Regions from separate parts of the Homo sapiens genome. Here region 1 is linked to region 2. Evidence: chromatin loops called from intact Hi-C (ENCODE). Cell type or tissue: mammary epithelial cell. All regions are shown on one strand. Links, peaks and the distances in the headings refer to the core of each region. The heading gives the core; the rest is flanking DNA. Region 1 overlaps FAM98B (family with sequence similarity 98 member B). Region 2 has its middle 48 kb from the start of LINC02694.

Region 1 (2,813 bases), core at 101-2,600, 170 kb after region 2:
GATGCAGGTATGATTAAGTTAAACATCTTGAGATGGAGAGGTTATTCTGTATTATCTGTGTGGGCCTAATATAATCACAAGGGTTCTCATAAGGGAGAGACAGGAGTGTCAGAGACAGAAGGCGATGTGACAATGGAAGCAGAGAGAGAGAGAAAGGCTGGAAGATTCTACCGGGCTACTGGCTCTGAAGAGAGGAGATGAAGCCAACAGCTAAACTATGCAGGTGGCATTTAGAAGCTAGGAAATGCAAGGAAACAGATTCTCCCCTAAAGGATCCAGGAAGAATGCAACCCTGCCAATACCTTCACTTTAGGACTGCTAATCTCCAAATTTTAAGAGAATAAATCTGTATTACTTAAGCTACTAAATTTGTGGTAAACTTTCACAGCAGCCATAGGAAACTAATATATCACATGGAAAGAGATGTCATGTGAAAGACAAGAAGGTAACAGAAGCACCACACTTATGAGAAGCTAATGCCTGATGATCTGAGGTGGAACAGTTTCATGCCAAAACCATCGCCCTGCCCCCCAACCCTCCATGGAAAAACTGTTTTCCATGAAACCAGTCCCTGGTGCCAAAAAGGTTGGGAACTGCTGGCATAAGTGACCCCAACTGATCCAGCATGGGGCAGAAGAACTGCCCAGTTAATTCAAAAAATGTAAAAATAATAATACCTGAAATTCCACTTTCAGTCAAGATACAGTAATCGGCACCAGATTAACTCTCCCACCTGAAACAACTAAAAAACTGGATAACCCATGTGATGTGAACCAATGATGGTCAGACACTGGACATCAAGGAACACAGGACAATGATCCCTAAATGAGGAGAAGCCCTATAATTATCTCAGCTTACTGCCTGGAGAGTTTCCAGGCAATGATGCAGGGTAGGGAGAGCGGGGGTGAGGAGTGATCCCAGACTAAGCATGGGTACAGATTAAAGGCATAAAATGGGAATGATGGGAGACAGCTCTTTAGAAAGCTATCTGAAGAGATTCAAATTTGGAAATGCCCTCACCTCCCAACCCCCTCTTCAACTGAAACACATTCTATATTCATCCAGCCTTAAGATACTTTTAAGGCCTGTTGGCATCAGTACTACCTGCAACTATTCTTATATCCTGCTTTCTTCTTACACTGCTCACTGTATCTATCTCATTATCTCATATGATGCCCCTTCTTTTATGCATATCCTGGCATAAATCACAATATCTATGAGTTTAAAATAAATGTCAAAAATGTGGGGAGAAATTAAGTTATATGCAACAGGGATTTATACAAGACCAGGATCATCTTGTAAGACCAGTAGTTGGCCTGGGCATGTAGTTGAGATGGTGATGAAGTACAAATGTGGCATGGTTACATAACAGACAAGCAAGCCAGAAGAGCTGTTATAGGCTACCACCTACAGGACACATATGGGAAAACAGCCTTACCTTTGCTCTATCAGACCATCCAAAGGACTGTACAGTCACATCTAATCGTTTCATTAACATTCGTCGGCGGCACTCATATTCACAGGAAAGAGCATCATTGATTCTTTCCAGTTGTTCCTAAAAAATTTGGAAACAAAAATAATAAACTTTAGATTCTTTCATTCTGCAAAGAAAAGAAATCTGAAAATTGTGCTAAGTACTTCCTACTGAGTCAAAAGATGTACTTACTGACCATTTTCTGTTCCCATGAGACTTTATGGTAAATTATTTAAATACTAAAGCATAATTGAAAGAACATTTATGATATCCAGAAGACATTAAACATACAAATTAAACTCCACCCGTTGGTAGAGTATACTTTATCTATAATCAAATTTGTTAATTTAAGTAAAACATTTACCTGCTAAGCAGTCTGGACCAACAAGGAAAGAAAATACCAATAACTCATCTTGCTGGCTTTGAGCCTCTGTTCTTTTCAAATCACAACTGTGCTAGCACATTGAGCACTATCAATATCCTCAGCCAGGTATTTTTAAAAATTAATAATTTAACTAAAGAAATGTTAGGACATATTACTCCAGAATATCAATCAATTTTAATTCTACAAAATAATATATGCATGCTACATATTGCAAAATAGATGTTCATTTATAAAATTAAGTCATATTCACTAATGTAATTACATAAAACTAATAACAAAAAGGGGGATTTACCGCCTGTTCTGAATTTAAATCCATTTTCAGCAGTGGTTTTCCCACATGATTTTTCTGGACCTTTGAGAGAATATCTTTCACCTAAAAGTAAATATAAAAGATTGTGAAAAATGTATATTCCTAATTTAAAACAATCTTATGCTTGTTTAAAGTATCGCTCTGAACACTACAGAATAAAATATTAAAGTGACATAATTAAAATATACCATCATATACCAGAATACCACTACAATACAGAGTATCTTTTTCAAAAAAGCACATTATATTCATTCAAGCTATAGAGCACATTCTTTCCCAGCGTAAGAACGAACATACACAGACAGCTAAAGAAGTACCTAGGTTCTACTATGAGAATCTGTGTCTTAGTGAAATAACTTTGGAGTTCCTACTTAAGATAGCACTTTCTTACTTTCTAGTAAATTTTCAAAAGGGATACTAAAACCTTTAACCAGCACATTGATTTTTCTCAAATAAATGCTATGTACACATTCCAGTTGTAAGTACTCTTGTTTCATTGTTCAGCAAGACAACATAAGGGAGCAAGCCATCTCTCTCAATTACAGTCATCACATACATATTTTCATTACTTTTGCAAAGCCCCTAATTTAAATTACTTGAAACATTTTTATTTTGATAAACAAGATATTAGGCATTTACTTTTC
Region 2 (2,813 bases), core at 190-2,689:
ATATATCAAATTCCCATTCATGAGGCTTATGCCATTTTACATTCCCACTAGCAATGTATGGAAGCATCTATTTCACCACAGCCTCACCAACAAAATATGCTGTCAATCTTTTAGATTTTTGTCAGCCTGACAGGAGAGAATATTGTATCTCAATGAAGTTTGAAAGTGTATTCACTGAAAGTATGGTTGAGAGTCTTTTCATATATGCAGGATCCATTTTCCTTTCTTTTTCTGTGAACTCTCTGCTCATATTTCCAACCCATTTTTCATAGATGTGTTGGCTTTTTTCTTCTATATTTTTTGAAGCTCTTTACATATTATGGTTATTAACTCTTTGTGCTATAAGTTGCAAATGTTTCTTCCCAGTTTCTATAGCCTTTCAAAATACATATATTGTTAACCTCAGATGAAGAAACTAAAGGATAAAAGATTTAAGGATGCTTCCCAAGGCCATGAAATAAAAGCTACACACATTTCATTGATAACAAATTGTAGGTGCACAGTAGTTAATGACAAGAGGTCCCTCTGCAGACTCTGTCTGGATAGCAGTACATTTAGACTCAGAGCTCCAGAGTCCAGATCTACTGGATAATCTCAGGAATGTCAACTCTATGTGTGAGGCCGCTATTTCCATTTTTCTGAAAAACCAAGCAGAGCACCCTGTTTCCATTTTTATGGAGCTCATTTGTTCAATACCTTCATTTGTTCTGGAAACCCTCCATGTATATAGTGGAAGTCAGGCAAGGTCTCTCTGAGCGGGTGATATTTGAACTAAGACCTAAGACAAGCCGGCCATTGTGAAGATCTATGGAAGAGATTTCTGAGCAAGGCAAATACCAAGAGCTGAGTCCCTCAGAGAGAAAAGACATAAAATGTTCCAGAGAGGAACAACTGGAATACAAGGTGGAGCCCCGTGAATAATGGGGCACGTGATGGTAGATTAAGTTGACAGCAGAGGCTAGATTACACAGACTGTTCTAGGTTGCGTTACATGTTTTGGTTTTAACTATCTTTTTCCTCTGGCTGAGTCCAATTGTTTGTTTATTTATTTTTCCCATGAGTTAATTATTTTTACTCTGTCTTCAGCTTCTACTACAGGAAAACTAGCTCTCACTCCCACCGTGTACTCCTGTTAAAATTTGGAGAAAGCACTGTTCTTGTTCTCCCAGGACCTGGCAGCTCTTCTTCCTAGAGGAGAAAAGCAGATAACATACACAAGCACTTCATTTAGCACAGTTACACAAGAGGCAATTCATTCTCTATACAGAAAGGAAATACGTGTTCACACAGGCCGACACACGCAACCTGGGCTTTGCCCAACACAGACCAGTGATCATCCCTTGTACATTTGCAAGTTGCCTCTTACGCAAAGTTCATCCAGGTACTTTACAAGTTCCTTGTCGGGAGGAACTTTATTTATGTTTTGCACCCTTCATAAATTCTTAGGACATTGTTACATACTCAATAAACATTAGTGGCTGCTTACTTACTAAGTAGGTTTGCTTGGAGTTTAGCTATTAAGAAGCCCTATTTCAGCTGTCATGCCCATTGCAGGCAGTAGCAACAATTACAGAAGCCAAGGAAACTATTCAAAATAAATATTTCCTATGCTTTAGCACCCATTATCCCTCCTCCTTGCAACTCCCCACTGCTGGTAACAAATGAGTCTTTCCCCATCTCAGGAAAACCTGTGGAACCTGGAGAGGGCAGTGAAGAGCTAAATGAGTAATTCTGAAAGAAATTACACAACCTACCTGGAGTATAAGAGATCTACCACAGAATTTTAAATGCTGACTCTTTTTTATTGGATGCTTGTTTAATTTGAGATATTAAATATTCTGCTTGAGAAATGTGTTTTGTAATCACTTTTTATCTTTGGCTATAAATGATATTCCTCTTGTTCTTGATAATGATATCTAATTTAGTAATTTAATTTTCATTCCACCAGACAGGCGTTCCCACACACAATTGAAGTATGCATTTAGAAAGAAACCTAAGACTGAGCAGGTTGGCTCATACCTGTAATTCCAGAACTTTGGGAGGCCAAAGCAAGAGCATCACTTAAAGCCCGGATTTCAAGACCAGCCTGGGAAACATAGTGAGACCCCCGTCTCTACAAAAATATTTTAAAATTACCTAGGCATAACAGTGGTGCACACCTGTAGTCCTAGCTACTCAGGAGGCTGAGGTGGGAGGATCACTTGAGCCTGGGAGTTAGTGATTACAGTGAGCTATGATTAATCAGTGCCACTGCACTCCAGCCTGGGGAACAGAGCAAGATCCTGTCTCTAAAAAGAAAAAGAAACATAATATAGATGCCTTCCTTGGATCCAATTAATATTTACTGAGTGCTCCCTAGATGCCTGACACTTTCACAAACACTATTTTATTTAATATTCTCCCAGACTAGTTTAGTTTTTTCAGCAAACATTTATTAAGCACCTATAGGTGCCAGCATCATACCAGATGCTGGGGATACGTATCAGTCGGGATGGACTTGCTAATGTTGTGGTAACAGACAGTCCCACATCATAGTGACTTAAAACCAAGAAGGATTATTTCACACTCACACTGAACATGCAGCATGGGTTGGCTGGCAATCTGTTCTTCATCTCCATCATGCCCACTCAGAGCCCTGGGTTGACAGAGCACTCACTGCTCTACATTGCTGGTCAGCCAAGGAAATAGCCAAGGGGGTGGGAAGGTCTCAGCTTCTCCGGCCCAGGGTTGGCACAAATCACACTCATACAGAACCAGCCAGATGGCCTCAGGGGGTCAGGAGGTACAATTCTACCACATGCCCAGAAGCAGAG

The links. A loop is a pair of places that touch in the nucleus more often than their neighbours do. Peaks named below come from ENCODE experiments on the same cell type or tissue, not always from the same donor. Only the 100,000 strongest peaks of a DNase experiment are listed, where the experiment ranks them.
Region 1: it touches region 2 in a loop (11-fold over the local background); 5 of 110 quality-filtered maps call a loop at or near these places.

Annotation. Positions count from the first base shown.
Region 1 is chr15:38,472,924-38,475,736 of GRCh38, reverse strand. It overlaps FAM98B (family with sequence similarity 98 member B), which reads right to left. Exons shown (of 8, transcript NM_173611.4): 5 at 2,152-2,232; 6 at 1,439-1,555. Among named protein-coding and RNA genes, the nearest start is that of FAM98B, 20 kb to the right of the region's middle. In mammary epithelial cell, for the core only: a CTCF peak has its summit at 1,404 (motif pointing left); a DNase peak (open chromatin) is centred at 1,386.
Region 2 is chr15:38,646,788-38,649,600 of GRCh38, reverse strand. No RefSeq gene overlaps it. Among named protein-coding and RNA genes, the nearest start is that of LINC02694, 48 kb to the left of the region's middle. In mammary epithelial cell, for the core only: a CTCF peak has its summit at 1,697 (motif pointing right); DNase peaks (open chromatin) are centred at 1,300 and 1,680; H3K27ac peaks cover 810 bases.